Regions from separate parts of the Mus musculus genome. Here region 2 is linked to region 1. Evidence: chromatin loops called from intact Hi-C (ENCODE). Cell type or tissue: heart. All regions are shown on one strand. Each heading gives the region's core, and the rest is flanking DNA. Links, peaks and the distances in the headings are about the cores only. Region 1 overlaps Lama4 (laminin, alpha 4). Region 2 has its middle 66 kb from the start of Rfpl4b.

The links. Hi-C counts contacts between places; a loop is a spot of excess contacts. Peaks named below come from ENCODE experiments on the same cell type or tissue, not always from the same donor. Only the 100,000 strongest peaks of a DNase experiment are listed, where the experiment ranks them.
Region 2: it touches region 1 in a loop (7-fold over the local background); 35 of 42 quality-filtered maps call a loop at or near these places.

What each region holds. Positions count from the first base shown.
Region 1 is chr10:39,035,789-39,044,572 of GRCm38, reverse strand. Lama4 (laminin, alpha 4) reads right to left here. Exons shown (of 38, transcript NM_010681.4): 9 at 1,881-1,992. Among named protein-coding and RNA genes, the nearest start is that of Lama4, 75 kb to the right of the region's middle. In heart, for the core only: a CTCF peak has its summit at 4,797 (motif pointing right); no DNase peak of the experiment used is centred there.
Region 2 is chr10:38,882,992-38,891,775 of GRCm38, reverse strand. No RefSeq gene overlaps it. Among named protein-coding and RNA genes, the nearest start is that of Rfpl4b, 66 kb to the right of the region's middle. In heart, for the core only: CTCF peaks have their summits at 3,725 and 4,953; a DNase peak (open chromatin) is centred at 7,045; H3K27ac peaks cover 786 bases.

The sequences.
Region 1 (8,784 bases), core at 187-8,186:
AGTGTTCTTGAATTTTGAAAGAAGGGACATAAATGGGGATAGATGGTTTTAATGCTCCAAACATTACTGTGAGTGTTACAGGGACATCAACATTGCTAACCCCTCCAAACCCCAAGTATCAAAGCTTTAAACATTCACTTTTCATACAAAGTCTAAAATACGATTTATTGAAATAAACTAAATGTAAACCTTAAATAAATCAAACACACCATCCCCCACTCCCACCTTCACCCCAGGTTCTGGTGGGGCAAAGCTGAATTAGTTGGCATTTTGATGTAAATTCTGTTCAGTCTCAGGCTGTTTTGTTTTAGCTATGTCTGGGACAGATTAGCACTGTATATATACAGTGACACTTGTGCCTTTGTCTTTGGAGACTATTCATACATTATTTTAAAGAAATGAAAACTGATAAAAATTAGTTTCCTTCTTCCCTTTCCTTGGTATTTTTTTCCTCTGTCTTTTCCCATGACCAAAGGACAAGTAAGATGGTTCAGACTCTTTTCAAAGGAAACACCTAATGACCAAGGCCTGGTTTGCTAAATAGCAAAGGTGAATACTTCCTCTGTCTGGCTTAGAAGGCTCTTGACTTTATCTGCTGCCTAATGGGGCATTTATTTCTCAATTGGATAAATACGAGGGCATATTTCTAGGTTCTGTCTCACTGACTGAACAGATCAATAGACCAATGCTTTAGGAAAGGAATACGTTATCAGTAAATGCAAACACATGAGCTTGGAGGAAGGCAGCAGGAAGTCTGAAATGCACGCCACTTGCTTTTCCTGTGCTTTACAGGCATCCAAGGAAGCGAAGCAAAGATCAATTTTGGCTTTATATGTTCCTTAGCCTAGAATATGCTCCTGGCTCCTCAGTGCAAAGATATGAATCTCTCACTGTGAGTCTCTTTACTGTCACTGTGCCCTGAGATGCATTTGGTATTGACACCTAACTCCTGATATGTAGCAAAAAAAAAAAAAAAAAAAAAAAAAAACCCATGGAAACAAATAGCAGATCTTCGCTGACTCTAACCCGAGGAATGTCTCTTTATCCTAGAACAAATGCAGTCTCTTTCTGTTGGGAAATTGAAGACAGATTTCCTGCACTGTTAAAACACTCTTCAAGATGCAGCCTGCACTTAGTGGAAATCAGAGCTCAGAAGAGTGGAATCTTCAGCAGGACGGGTAGATCCTGCCACAATGCTTTAGGACACGGAATCACTCACAGGCCTTTGTCCCTTTGCTTTTGGGTTGCAAACCTGAGCTACTAACTTCTCTGCTGGTCAGTAAGGAAGAGCATCACAAACAGCCAGAAATTATTTGGACTGGTTTGCTCTAATTCTCCTCACCCCCACCCCTGCCTCCCATATTTTTGATACAGGGTTTCATAGCATGACCCAAAACTAGCCTGAAACTGGCTATGTGGACCAGGTTCATCTTCAACTCACAGATATCCACCTTCCTCTATCTCCCAAGTCCTGAGATCAGAGGTATGTACAGCCACACCCGACATGGTTTATTCATATACCAGAGACATATTTGAGGGCTTCAAATAATTGGAAAAAATGTGACTCCTACTAAACTCTTTCAGTTTAAAGACACCACATTTCCTCTGGTAGAAAAGGAGTGTGGCATTAAATGTAGTGGAATGCCTTGAAAGAGTGATTGTGTATATTTATTCTTGAACACTGAGAGATACATAGGAACAGGCGTTTAGAAATCTTAACGTGCAAAGTCACCATGAAGACTGTACGGAAGCTAAAACCTGTAGCCATTTGAACAATATGCTCCTGCACACAGCAATCCCTGACAATACCTGTTATTCAATTGTCAACCACACATGGATGTTTCCTTGACATGAAGTTAAACAAAAGGGAAGATACTTACCTTGGATTTTGTCCCTCATGTTGTGGGCTTGCTCGACAAGATGGGTTGCTTGGTCAATTGTATCCATGCTTTCCTTCTCAACCAGCATACCCTTTCTTGAGGCTTGACTTCCCTACAAATTATACAAATAAACATTAGATTTATGTTATATACTCACCTATGAGGATGGGTGAATATAATGTACTTGTGATGGTTGGTTTATGCTTGGCTCACTATTAGAAGGTGTGGCCCTGTTGGAGTAGGTGTGTCACTGTGTATGTGGGCTTTAAGACCCTTATCTGAGTTCCATGGAAGTCAGTCTTCTTCTAGCAGTCTTCAGATGAAGATGTAGAACTCTCAGCTCCTCCTGTACCATGCCTGCCCTGAAGCTGCCATGTTTCTGCCCTGATGATAATGGACAGAACCTGAGAACCTGTAAGCCAGCCCCAGTTAAATGTTGTCCTTTATAAGACTTATCTTGGTCATGGTGTCTGTTCACAGCAGTAAAAACCTAAGACAGTACTCATTTGACAAACATGAGGAACTTTCCTGTCATGTGCTGTGAGGAGCGGATGTGGCGGCAGTCCCAAAGGCACCAGGGACTGCAGCTAAGTCATATGACTTGCACCTGACTTCCTCATATAAGCCACAAACATCTTGAGAGCTGCGCAGGTGTACCAGGATACCGGTGAATCCATTTTGATGGAGATATGCCCCTGCTGCCCTGATTAGCTGAAGCTGCGTGCCTGGTGAGGTGGCGTGGCCTGCTGTGCGTGGATGGGAACTGAGAGTATAAAAGAGTGAGAGGCCCAGGGTTCGGGGGAGATATAAACAAGAAGAAAGATGAAGACTGAATAAACTGCTGTTAGAAGGACTGGTGGTCGTGTCGTTCTTGCTGGTCGAGAGCGGATGCGACAATGTGCCAGCTGTATGACATACTGAGTGGTCCTAAGAGTCATGCATGAAGACTAGGTAATAATCAGTTCTAGGATCCTAGAATGATATTAAAATTCGATAATATACTAAGGTCATAAGTCATGGTTCTGTCCCAACCAACCATGTATCACATGTGCCTTATCCTTGCAATTGTTTCTGTATCTCAGGATGTCAGAATAGGAAATGGCTTATGTATGCTGATCACATGGACAGTGCTCTGATTGAAGGGCTTAAACATAGTCAAAGAGGGAATGATAAAGAAAGAGGGCAGATCCCAAAATGCTCCTACTGGCTGCTCCAACCATTGCTGAAACCGAATCACCACAGAGATTACAGGATATACTCACTGGGATAACTGCTATTTTCAGAGCTTCATTCCAATTTCCCATCAACATTGATGGTTCTTGTGTGCAAATAACATCTCAGGCTGATTTGGCACAGAGTAAATGGAATTTTTTTTCCCAGGGGCTGACTCCACTTAGTGTGGTGCCTCTGTTTCAGAGCTCTGATAAAGTATTTATCATCATTAAATCCCAACTACACTGTGGCTTTAGAAAAAAGTGTGTGCATGTGCACGTGCATGTACATATGTGTGCACATATGCACATATGTGTGTGCATTTCTGTATGTGGTCACAGTCAGGAGATGATCAGTGGACATTATTTCCATTGCACTAAGGATATGCCCTTCCTTTTGACACTGGACAGGACAGATAGATTGATGAGTTATTGTAGCTAGGAGGAGTAGTCCTTCAACCTATATTTAATAAGGGTCTGCTTGCCTTTTCTGGTGCTTTCTTGGTTCAGCTTTGTGATAAAGAGCTATAATGATCACATGGCTGGCAGGCTGAAGTCATGTGGATGGAGTCCTGGGAGGCTACTGAGCAGGCTCTCCAGACTAGGGAAGTGGTTGCTCCAAACTCTCTTCTTTTATAGAGTTCTACTCAGAGGATTAGGGTATGAGAATAATGGCAATGTTTTTGCCCTTTCTAAGATAAACCAAGCAAATGTCCCTCTATAGTGGCTAAGGAAGGAGATGCTGAAATGTTATCATAGAGGAAACATTTAAAAATTGTACTGGTTAGTTTTATGTCAGCTGGACACAAGTCATCAGAGTGGAGAAAATGCCTCAACAAGATCTAGCTGGATGCAAGCCTGTAGGGTATTTTCTAAATTAGTAATTGATGGTGAGAGCTGAGCCCATTTGGGAGGGGGACTACTGGGCTGATTGTCTTATGTTCTACATGAAAACAGTCTAAACAAGACATGGGGAGCAAGCCAGTAAGCAGCATGCCTCCATGGCTTCCCCATTAAGTCCTACCTCTATGTTCCTTCCCTGCACAACTTCCTGCCCTTCCTGCATTTGATAATGAACTGTTATATGTAACTGCGAGTGAAATAAAGCTCTTTCCTCCCCAATTTGCTTTGGTCATGGTGTTTCATCACAGCAAAAGGAACCCTTAGTAAGACAGAAGCCATTTGTCAGCCAAGTCAGAAATTCCTTAATACAAAACGGGATATCTGCTAGAGGCAACATGGCCATCAGACTCTTCATAAACTACATTCCTTGACTGCACAGTCCCTTCTGAGTCATCACATCCCTTCCCCAGCACCAGTCTTCTCCTCGGCTTATCTAACGCTTTCTGGAGAAAAAAATTGTGTAATCGTTTAAAAATTAGATGACTTAGAAAATAAAATGAATCTTATTTTTCACACCACACTTCACCACTTTTAAAACATAAATATGATATACAATACATTAAAATGTTTATGTTTGATCCCATTTAAATGTTATATTCAGAAAAAACTAAACTCATTTTCTAAGTAGAACACACACACACAAACACACACACACACACACACACATACACTTTGGTCTTATACGTCAAAGAAATGTTCTATTGTTATGACTCTGTCTTTAAACTTTTAACTTTAAAATGTGAAGAGATGCATTTATAAGAAAACTTTTAGCTAATGAACACCAGAGGGTGCTGTGAGACATAAAGATGGACAGAATCCGATAGTCATCCATCTTTATCTGTACAGACATACTCATAGAAATAATGTAAAGTGGACATTTATTCCTGGAAATTAAAAAATTACCAAATATAATGCAGTATTTAGGGATTTTTTAAAAAGATCTAATGTTTTTCCTGGCGCTTTGCTTATGGAAGGAAAATAATGGTATGTGCATGCGATCAAACAGGTGTACCTTGCTTTAAAACAGAAATAAAAACATGTAGTTAAAACATTAACCATAGTTATAAACTTGTTGATTAATTACATCTTTAAAAAGAGTTGATCATGTATTCACCATAGTGGTGAATTTTCCTCATATTTATTTGAATTAAGCAATGATGATAACCAATCTGTAGGATCATCATGAATTTTATTATTTAAGTTGCAATTCTTTTGTGATTGAAAGTAAGGGAATTTTAGTCACTACTCTGGGGAACAAGTGTAAATGGAGACAGTAGGAATATTGGTGTGTTTCTTCAAACCTGAATGGTGGATGTCAACATTTGTGGGCTTCTCTTCCTTCTGTTTAGTGACATCCAGATACCTGTGTATCCCCCATCTTAGGTCTGAGCTGCTGACTTGAGTCTCCAGCTGTCTCTGGACATCTACAGGAAATTACCTCAAACTTAAATTGTCCAGAGTCATTCAATCTGTAGTTTTAATCTTACTCATCCATTCCACCCAGGTGGAAATTCGCTCTTTGCTCCTATAACTTCTAATTGGTCATATGACTTCTATCTAACAGGTCATGACTTCTAATTGGTCACATGACTTCTTTTTAATGTTTATTATTAGATATTTTCTTCATTTACATTTCAAATGCTATCCCCAAAGCCCCTTATGCCCTCCCCTCTGTCCTGCTCCCAACCCACCCACTCCTGCTTCCTGGCCCTGGCATTCCCCTGTACTGGGGCATATGATCTTCGCAAGACCAAGGGCCTCTCCTCCCATTAATGGCACACTAGGCCATCCTCTGCTACATATGCAACTAGAGAGACAGCTCTGGGGGGTACTGATTAGTTCATATTGTTGTTCCTCCTATAGGGTTGCAGAACCCTTTAGCTCCTTGGGTACTTTCTCTAGCTCCTTCATTAGGGGCCCAGTGTTCCATCCAATAGATGACTGTGAGCATCCACTTCTGTATTTGACAGGCACTGGCATAGCCTCACAAGAGAGAGCTATATCAGGGTTCTGTCAGCAAAATCTTTCTGGCATATGCAATAGTGTCTGTGTTTGGTGGTTATATATGGGATGGATCCCTGGGTGGGGCAGCCTCTGGATGGTCCTTCCTTCTGTCTCAGCTCCAAACTTTGTCTCTGTAACTCCTTCCATGGGTATTTTGTTCCCCATTCTAAGAAGGAGCGAGCGAAGTATCCAGCCTTCCTTCTTGAGTTTCATGTGTTTTGCAAATTTTATCTTGGATTGTCTAAGATTCTGGGCTAATATCCATTTATCAGTGAGTGCATATCATGTGTGTTCTTTTGTGATTGGGTTGCCTAATTAAGGATGATATCCTCCAGATCCATCCATTTGCCTAAGAATTTCATGAATTCATTATTTTTAATAGCTGAGTAGTACACCATTGTGTAAATGTACCACATTTTCTGTATCCATTCCTCTGTTGAGGGGCATCTGGGTTCTTTCCAGCTTCTGGCAATTATAAATAAGGCTGCTATGAACATAGTGGAGCATGTGTCCTTCTTACCAGTTGGAACATCTTCTGGGTATATGCCCAGGAGAGGTATTGCTGGATCTTCCGGTAGTACTATGTCCAATTTTCTGAGGAACCACCAGACTGATTTCCAGAATGGTTGTACCAGCTTGTAATCTCACCAACAATGGAGGAGTGTCCCTCTTTCTCCACATCCTTACCAGCATCTGCTGTAATCTGAATTTTTTATCTTAGCTATTCTGACTGTTGTGAGGTAGAATCTCAGGGTTGTTTTGATTTGCATTTCCCTGATGATTAAGGATGCTGAACATTTTTTTCAGATGCTTCTCAGCCATTCGGTATTCCTCAGTTGAGAATTCTTCGTTTAGTTCTGTACCCCATTTTTTAATAGGGTTATTCGATTTTCTGGAGTCCATCTTCTTGAGTTCTATATATATATTGGATATTAGTTCCCTATCGGATTTAGGATTGTTAAAGATCCTTTCCCAATCTGTTGATGGTCTTTTTGTCTTATTGACAGTGTCTTTTACCTTACAGAAGCTTTGCAATTTTTTGAGGTCTCATTTGTCGATTCTCGATCTTACAGCACAAGCCATTGCAGTCACATGACTTCTAATTGGTCACATGACTTCTATTTGGTCATATGAATCCTAATTGGTCATGTGACCCACTTTTGTCCTACCTGTCATCCTTGCTTCTCTCCTCTTACATCTCCCCAGTCTCAGTCCATCACACTCCTTTAGAAGTGAAGGCAAGGAAGAAACCAATCTCTCTTTTCTCATCTCCTGTGGCAGTCTCCCATTGCACCCCACCTTCACACTCTTCCTCGACCAAGACTATCCTCTCTACAGAAGAAGAAATGCTTCTGAAATGCAAATCTAATCAGCTATTTTGCTGTAAATACTTCAATGACTTCAATGTTTGAAAGCCATACTTCTCTGAGTATGTCAGGCAATGGTTCTTCATGGTCTAGCTGATGATATCTTCAACTGTTAATTCTTGCCTATTGTCTTAGACTTAAACCAACTTCAAGGGCAAGGTCAATATTCTTCAGGTGCCAAGAAAATATATGCTATATTTTTACATCTTTTGTATTATGGCACATTTCCCCTGCTTAGATGTTCTCTATAAACTCCTTGTCACTAGCAACACCCAAGGCAACCTTCCCTAATGAGAGGATTCAATGTTTGTTCCTCAGACTTACAGTTTCTCCTGTATCAGGACCCATTGCTAAATGGTACATCATTAAAAAAAAAAAAGGTACCTGTTCCCTGCTAGACTGTGGCACCTTGAGAGCAGGGCCTATGTTTACTTCAATCTCTTAGCACCTGTCTCAGTAACTGTGAAATGACAGGTCTTTAATGTTTCTAGACCAGAAACACAGTTTTTACCATCTTGTCTTTTTGGAAGGACCAGATGCTTTTGATATATTTCCTGTAGTGGTTTTGACTAATGCTGCTTGTATTCTGATGCTAATTTGGGGTCCCCAGGACTGGCGCCTCAGAGACAGAGAAGCTGCATGTATGATCTTGAGTGACCCTGCCTCCAGTTAATTGTGATTAGTGAATAAAGATGCCAATAGCTGGGCAGAAGAGACAGGTAGGGTTAAGGTTTGGCAGGTTTGGGAGAAGCAGAAGGAAGCTCCCATAGGAGAAAAGAAGAACGTCCATGAGAGGAGGAAGGACAGCTGCCATGGTTAGGTAAGCCATAGAAACGTGGCCATGTGGGCTGGCCAATTAGGGCTAAGAGCAGCCCAGATGAAACATAGTAAGTAATAACTTGGGTTATGAATAGGAAGGTAGGTTCTAACAGCATGGAGGGTAGGCAGTTGCCCAGCTGTTGTGCTGCCTAGGCACACAAGGTGTCTTTCACCTTGGAACATAAATGGTCTAAGGTAGGTAAAAACCCACGCTGAGACTTTTAATATTTTTTCCTATACATCCGTTATGACATTTTTTTTTTGCATGAGCTGATATATAGGTACTCCTCTGTGTGGGTAAAAAAATGGGGTAACTGATCTCTGTCACTATGGCCTCCATTGCAGACTTTTAGGACCCATAGAGTGAAGTGAAAGACTGACAGTGAGAGGGAGCTGCTGTTTCTACCTCTGCCTGTAGGCCGCCATGCTCTCTCCACTTTGGGCATTATAGGCTTGGGAGCACAGGAGATTGGAATCTTGGCCTGATCTTTGGTATTTTCTATATAGGACTCATCAGCAGTAGCAACAGAAAAAGCCTTTGGAGCATGGTTCTTTGTAACCACAGATACATGGGCATCCTTCAGGGTATTCCCTGAAGGG
Region 2 (8,784 bases), core at 503-8,502, 150 kb after region 1:
TTGTACAAGGATATAAGAATGGATCAATTCACATTCTTCTACATGATAACTGCCAGCTGAGCCAGCATCATTTGTTGAAAATGCTGCTTTTTTCCCCACTGGATGGTTTTAGCTCTTTTGTCAAAGATCAAGTGACCATAGGTGTATGGGTTCATTTATGGGTCTTCAATTCTATTCCATTGATCTACCTGTCTGTTGTTGTACCAGTACCATGTACTTTTTATCACAACTGCTCTGTTGTACAGCTTGAGGTCAGGCATAGTAATTCTACTAGAGGTTCTTTTATTGTTGAGAATAGTTTTTGCTATCCTAGGTTTTTTGTTATTCCAGATGAATTTGCAAATTGCCCTTTCTAACTCTGTGAAGAATTGAGTTGAAATTTAAATGGGGATTGCATTGAATCTGTAGATTGCTTTTGGCAAGATAGCCATTTTTACTATATTAATCCTGCCAATACATGAGCATGGGAGATCTTTTCATCTTCTGAGATATTCTTTGATTTATTTTTGGTGGCATTCTGAGCTATGAGTTTTCCTCTTAGGATTGCTTTCATTGTGTCCCATAAGTTTGGGTATGTTGTGGCTTCATTTTCATTAAACTCTAAAAAGGCTTCAATCTCTTTCTTTATATCTTCCTTGACCAAGGTATCATTGAGTAGAGAGTTGTTCAGCTTCCACGTGAATGTTGGCTTTCTATTATTTATGTTGCTATTGAAGATCAGCCTTAGTCCATGGTGATCTGATAGGATGCATGGGATAATTTCATTATTTTTGTATCTGTCGATGCCTGTTTTGTGACCAATTATATGGTCAGTTTTGGAGAAGGTACCATGATTTGCTGAGAGGAAGGTATATCCTTTTGTTTTGGGATAAAATATTCTGTATATATCTGTTAAATCCATTTCTTTCATAACTTCTGTTAGTTTCAATGTATCTCTGCTTAGTTTCTGTTTCCAGGATCTGTCCATTGATGAGAGTGCGGTGTTGAAGTCTCCCACTATTATTTTGTGAGGTTCAATGTGCGCTTTACTAAAGTCTCCTTAATGAATGTGGATGCCCTTGCATTTAAAGCATAGATATTCAGAATTGAGAGTTCCTCTTGGAAGATTTTACCTTTGATGAGTATGAAGTGCCATTCCTTGACTTTTTTGATAACTTTGGGTTGGAAGTTGATTGTATTCGATATGAAAATGGCTACTCCAGCTTGTTTCTTCAGATCATTTGCTTGGGAAACTGTTTTCCAGCTTTTCTGAGGTGAGTTTCCTGTATGCAGCAAAATGTTGGGTCCTGTTTATGTAGCCAGTCTGTTAGTCTATGTCTTTTTATTGGGGAATTGAGTCCATTGATATTAAGAGATATTAAGGAATAGTAATTGTTACTTCCTGTTATTTTTGTTTTTAGAGTTGGGATTCTCTTCTTGCAGCTATCTTCTTTTAGGTTTGTTGAAAGATTACTTTCTTGTTTTTTCTAGGGCATCATTTCCCTCCTTGTGTTGGAGTTTTCCCTTTATTATCCTTTGAAGGGCTGGTTTTGTGGAAAGATATTGTGTGAATTTGGTTTTGTCATGGAATACTTTGGGTTCTCCATCTATGGTAATTGAGAGTTTTGCTGTGTATAGTAACCTGGGCTGGCATTTGTGTTCTCTTAGTGTCTGTATAACATCTGTTCAGGATCTTCTGGCTTTCATTGTCTCTGGTGAGAAGTCTGGTGTAATTCTAATAGGTCTGCCTTTATATGTTACTTGACCTTTTTCCCTTACTGCTTTTAATATTCTATCTTTATTTAGTGCATTTGTTGTTCTGATTATTATGTGTCAGGAGGAATTTCTTTTCTGATCCAGTCTATTTGGAGTTCTGTAGACTTCTTGTATGTTCATGGGCATCTCTTTCTTTAGGTTTGGGAAGTTTTCTTCTATAATTTTGTTGAAGATATTCACTGGCCATTTAAATTGGAAAATCTTCATTCTCATCTATACCTATTATCCTTAGTTTTGGTCTTCTCATTGTGTCCTGGATTTCCTGGATGTTTTGAGGTAGGATCTTTTTGCATTTTGCATTTTCTTTGATTGTTGTGTCCATGTTTTCTATGGAATCTTCTGCACCTGAGATTCTCTTTTCCATCTCTTGTATTCTGTTGCTGATGTTCGCATCTATGCTTCCTGATTTCTTTCCTAGGATTTCTATCTCCAGAGTTGTCTCTCTTTGGGTTTTCTTTATTGTTTCTACTTCCATTTTTAGATCTTGGATGGTTTTGTTCAATTCCATCACTTGTTTGGTTGTGTTTTCCTGTAATTCTTTGAGGGATTTTTGTGCTTCCTCTTTAAGGACTTCTACCTGTTTAGGAGTGTTCTTCTGTATTTCTTTTTTTTTAATTTATTTTTTATTAGATATTTTCTTTATATATTTTATATATTCTTTATATATTATATATTTCAAACGCCATCCTTAAAGTTCCCTATATCCCCCCTCCGTTCTGCTCCCCTACCCACCCACTCCTGCTTCTTGGTCCTGGCATTCCCCTGTACTGGAGCATATAAAGTTTGCAATACCAAGGGGCCTCTCTTCCCAGTGATGGCCAACTAGGCCATCTTCTGCTACATATGCAGCTAGAGATATGAGCTCTGGGGCAATATTCATATTGTTGTTCTACCTATAGGGTTGCAGACCCCTTCAGCTCCTTGGGTGCTTTCTCTAGCTTCTCAATTGGGGGGCCCTGTGTTCCATCTTATAAATGACTGTGAGCATTCACTTTTGTATTTGCCAGGCACTCGCATAGCCTCTACGAGACAGCTATAACAGGGTCCCTTCAGAAAAATCTGTCTGGAATATGCAATAGTGTCTGGGTTTGGTGACCTGTATTTCTTTAAGTGAGTTATTAATGCCCTTCTTAAAATATTCTACCAGCATCATGAGATATGATTTTAAATCTGAATCTTGCTTTTCGGATGTGTTGGGGTATCCGAGAGTGGTGTGTGTACTGGGTTTTGATGATGCTGAGAGGTCTTGGTTTCTGTTAGTAAGATTCTTATGTTTGCCTTTCGCCATTTGGTATCTCTGGTATTAGATGTTTTAGCTGTCTCTGGCTGGAGCTTGTTCCTTCTGTGATTCTGTTAGCCTCTTTCATCACTCCTGGGAGTCCAACTGTCTCCTGAGTCCTAGTGGTCAAAGCACTCTCTCTGCAGGTATGCTCTCCTCTTGCAGGGAAGGTATACAGAGGTCTGGAGCTCAGATCCACCTCCTGGCTGAAGTTGAAGGCCCAAAGGGACCCTGTCCAAGAAGCTCTGTTGCTCCTGTGGCCCACATGCTCTCCTGTGCTGACTGGTGTTTGAGAGACCCGGGATATAAGATGGTGCTCTCACCTGAGTCCGGGGATCAGAGCCCTCTCTGGAGGCCGACTTTCCTCAGTGATCCTAAGATTCTGGGTATGCTAGGGCGCCTGCAGCATAGAGAGTCTTCTGGGGGCCGTGGGACCTTTTGCCGAGTTGGGTATGGGGCTGGTGTCAACTGGAAGGAACCCCAGCCGTTGGTGGGCAGGTTTCCTTTATCAGTGTTCATTCTGGCACAAGCCACTCCCGGTTGTTTTGGAACAGATGTTGCATTCCACTCACCAGTGATTCCCAAGATCCTGGGCGTGCTAGGGCGCGTGCAGCCGGGGAGTCCTCTGGGGAAACATGGGACCTTCTGCAGAGTTTGTGCCCAAGGTAGTGCAGGGCTGACACCAACCGGAAAGAACTGGCAATTTTCTTTAGATCAAGTCAGCAGAGTTTTGAGTGTTGGGAGCAAACGCCTGACAGGTACTCAAGAGAGAACAGGAGGGTAATGAACACTAGAGAGATTTCTTGCAAGGGACGAAGAGGATAGGGGAGACTTGAAAAGAAACACAGGACCCAGCAAGAGCATGGACTTTGTTTTTCTAACTTAAGGTAGGAAAAATGAAGGGCGTTTAAATTTGGATGAAATCGAGCAGATAAATGGAGGGTGTCTGAGCTAGAGAAGAGAACCAGAGTAGGTGTTATCTGTCACACAGAGGGAGCAGCTTTCCAGAGACCAGAAATTTCAGTTTTGTAGAGGTGGAATAAGGGTGTGTGCTTTGGCAGAAGCCTGTGAAAAGTTTCTTCCAATTGCTTCTGTTTTCTTAGTGTCATGAGGATGAAGGTCATCAGCTAAGATAACAGGATAGTCCAACATTTCCATGAAGTTAGAAATATCCAGTGTCCCATTACTTTTGAGCTTTGCCTATTCAGCTGTGGTTTCTTGCTGGAGCTTCATTTCATTTGAGCAGATGTGCTGTATCTATTAAGCTGGGTTTACTTGCTGGAACCTCAGATGAATGGACATGTTGGAAGCAAGGCTTCAGTCCGAGAGGTGCCACCCTAACATGGGCTCAAGAACATTTGTGAGTGATCTGGTTGTGAGTTGAGAGTGTACAACTAGATAATTCTCCAGAACTCAGCATACGAGGAAGGACATTTCAAGGCCTTCATCTCTGGAGAATGCTCTGAAAAGGAGAGAAATAATGATTGATAGGTTATTTCTTCACTGGTGAAATGAGCCAATTCAAGCCAGATTAGAATTTATTAAAGGCAGGTTTACTGGGAAGATGTTTTTTGGCAAGCAAGTTCACTGGCCCCAAGGACTGAGGCCAGGGGAGTTGCCATGGGGAGAAAGGAGCAGGGGAGAATTAAAGAAAGGGTGGAGAGGAGAGAGGAGAGGGGAGAGAGGAGAGAGAAACACAAAAATGAAAAAAATGATGAAATGTCTGAATTATATAGGGAGAAGCCTTTGGGGAAGGGCAGTCCAGCCCCCGGGCTGAAAGGTTGGGGGTAGGGTAAATGCAAGGTAGGGACTACTGAATTCTGGGAGAACCTGGAGGTCAGGTCTGCTTTTAAAATATGTGCCTCAGTTCCTTGTCCCCAGGATAGGAAATCAAACAATAATAACAGCAAAGACTGCCCCCAGAGGCCTCGAGGAGAGCTCCTGAGTGGAGATTAGGTGTACAGACTCATCCAGCCCCCAGTGTTGTAACTTCACCCAGGGCTTAAGTTTTTCTCTCCTGTACCCTGTGAGTGCTTTCAAGCAAATGTGAATGTTCAGCTCCTCCTCTCAGCTCAGTCTTCTCTGACTTAGCTGTCAGGTCCATTTAGGTCAGCAAAGCCACTGTGTTGACTCTGCTTTGAAAAATTGATGTTTTCCCTCTGGCTGTCTCCTGAGAGTTCTTACAGTGGCACACCATCACGCATGCCTACATGAAGAAGCTGCCCAATGTGAGGACTCCCACAGAACATGCCAGGAAAGTGACTTCATCTAGCTAAGTTGAATGTACACTGATTCTTTTAGACCTTTGGAATATATGAAGGCTTCCATTATGTGGGCTCAAAAACAGAACAAAAACAAAAACAAAAAAAAAACCCAAAACAAAAAATAACCAAACAAATGAAAGAGAAAGAATATTAAAAATTAAAAGCAGATTAAACAAAATGAAACTTCCAGACAGCCATCCTCCTCTCCATCTTTTCTCTGTTTCTAGCCTATCTGGTGACAATCTTGTATAACCCCTGCTCACTGTATGTGGGCTTGGTTCTACCCAACAGAATAGAAAGGTATTTTCATGATTAGACAAAGGTAAAGAGAACAGACAGTCTTTGTGTTTCATTACATTATATTCAGACTACAACTCAGTGAAGTGTGGAAAAGTAACAAAGATCTACACATGGCCTGTGGTTGCAAGAGAAGACCCCAGCTGATAGACAACAGGGAATCAGGGATTTCAATCTACCCCTTAAGAGCTACATCTGTTCCTTGGGATTACCAGACCTTTAACCACTCTTTTCCCAACATGCCTCACCTTACTGCCTATTACCAAAGCCATCTGCTGACCTCAGTCTCTCTTGATTTCCTGGGCAGGAATTTAGCATGTGTCTACCATGTTTGCACTGTAGAGGCCACAGGCAAGTGTCTCTGATGGTCACTTTAAACCTAGCATCCTTACCTTTGAGACAAAAGTGAAAACTGACTCTGCCTCCCTGTCCTTGGTATATAAAAACGATCGGTGTGCACAGTGTCAATTCCTCTGAATAATCATTTTCAAATCTTTCTTCCTCATATTCTGAATTTATGCATAAACTTGATCGTGTTAGTAGACTTAAAAGTGACTGTACTCTTCAGTTTCCATGGTACAGTGTCTGTTTACACATGTGAACTTTTCCCCAGTCCTCATGATCACTGAAGCAGGCTTTGTCATGACACACTGCCAAGATGGTTTCCAGTTGTAGCTGGGAACCAATAGGTGACTGTGTAAATGGTCTGTAAGCAAAGGGAACAGCTCGTGTGTAAGGTATAAAATGTTCTGATGAATATATGAGAGATAATGGAAAGAATGAGGCCGCTGTTGTCTTTATTAGCCCTTGAGCGCTATTTAATCCTATACACACACCTTCCTGTATTTTGTAGATTCTGAAGATATGCTGTATTACTGTTTTGACTTCCTTGGTCCTTTCAGATCCTATGGGAATGGACATAGGAACTGTTGTTCTTTAGTTAACTCGTCTGCTAGGGGAGCACAGCAATGCTTAAGAAGAGGAAGAGAGGAAACCTTCAGTAACATGTTTTGAGGCTGCTAAGAAAATAAACTCCAGCATATTACTGTGTGATGACCCAAGCTACCATCGCCCAATCTTCTAAAACATCAGATCAAAGACACTTTATCAAAGTTATTTTTCTTTCAGAGTTATAGAGCTTTGCTCAAAATAGTATAATGTGATAGTTTCCTGTGACCACTTTCGTGGCTGCTGATGCTCCGAAAGCAGCTACAAAAACCACCAAGCCTCATTCTTTCCTTTGAGGTGTAGCTCTGCCTCCCTGGGAGATGTCAGCAATGCGGCTGATCATTGGTTGGTTTTGCAGCCTGGCCTACAGACTGTTCAGTTCTACTTCTGCTTCTTGCTCAGCATGGCTGCTGAGGATGCCTTGGCCACACTCCTGCTGCTCATCAGAGCCGTGCAGTTCCCCAGGCTCATGGTTCAGCTGCTATTTACTAAGGTCAGGTCCCTCTTGGTTCCCTAGTTTCCAGAGTGGCTAGCTGGCTGCTCTCCTCAGCTCTATCTCTTTTGTGTCTGTCAAAGTGGCCTGCCACCCCCACCTCTTCCTCAGGACTAGGTGACAATGGCAGATCCATTATCACCAACAGGGCTGCCACCATGGCTCTGCTGTCTGTTGCAGCTGCTTCCCTCTCTTGTTACCATCTCAGCCTACTCTATTAAAAACTAGCAAGAAAGGAGCCCTGGAAAGAGACTGTTTTTTTCTGATATGAGTATTGCAACACCAGGGGAGGCAGCACAGAGGGATGCCTCTCAGCTGTCTTAGAAAGTGAGCTGAACAACCTGCTTACACAGCCCAAGAAGAGTTTCTGCACAAAGCATAGCAAACCTTTTGTTTGTATTTGTACCAAGCACTGTTCCCTGTGTACAGTCCCCTGTCTGAGATACCAGGGAGAGCACTCCCCATCTGGCCTGAAAGGACTTGGTTGTAGGGTCATCTAGATTTCACCAGAGTACGTGATAGTAAAAAATCCAGGGTAACTGTATGAAACAGTTGTGTCTGGGGTTATACCTTCACAGTGTCACTGTATGGAACAGTTGTATTGGCGTTATAACTTCAGAAGCTGGAGCATACCCTTTTGCTTGTATCTTTAACAGTGTAGGACATGGAACAGTGCACTCAGCAGGCAAACATCCTTGCCACTAGCTATAGCTGCAGTCACTAGATTTCCATCTTTCCATGCTTCAACCCTGTGTATCAGGTTTCTCCCCCCTCAGATTGAAACATTCCATCTTGCAGGGAAGCTCATTAAGACAGGAAGTAAATCACTCAAAATAGCTTTAGGAAGTCCCTGAAAATGACCATGGTCTTTAAGGCCATCTTTTCCAGAGAGTGCACAAACAGAAAAGATTATTACAAGTCACTTTCAAAGGAGGCAAACTGCAAAGTAGACTCCTGAGAAGCCCAGATGTCTGGAAGAGGTTTAGACCAACTGAGTCACTTGGAAAGGACATTCCCCAACCTCTTGAGATGCCTGCAGGCTGTATAGTGTGTTCCAGGTTCCCAGCTGTTGTGAGCTGTCACCTGTGCTGGGCTGGGCTTTGGTGATGCATCTGTCTTTGAGTCATTTCTGCTTCTGTAAACTACCGCTCACCCATATTCCTGTAAGTAACCCCATTAATACTAATTGATTCACCAAACTGGACTGTGGTGGTATCTGTAGTTCAGTTTCCCTGTTTGAGGTGAGTAGACATTTATTCATATCTCCCCAGGAATAGTGCTATACAACTATTCTTGCCAGGGGAAGACACACTGATTTCTTGAGAGTTGATATTAAAAATTCAGAGACTTCCCGTCTTTGAAGGCATAGGACACAGACCTTCTTAGATTTGCTTTGTAGGACTAAAAGTTATCCCAAACCATTTTATTGACATACCTGCATACCTACTATCACAGTAATTCAATCAGTGAATGACTGTATTCATTATTCCTTAGCCTAATTTCCTGCCTGTGGTGCAGATTAAAGTGGAAAGTGTGTATAGCCTTGGGGTGGTCTGGATAAAAATGGCCTCCATAGACCTATAGGGAACGGCACTATTAGGAGGCATTGCCTTGGAGTAGGCCTGGCTTTGTTGGAGAAAGTCTGTCAATGGGGGTAAGCTCTGAGGTCTCAGAAGCTCAAGCCAGTTCACTTTTGCTGCCTTCAGATCAAGATGTCGAACTCTCAGCTCTTTCTCCAGCACCATGTC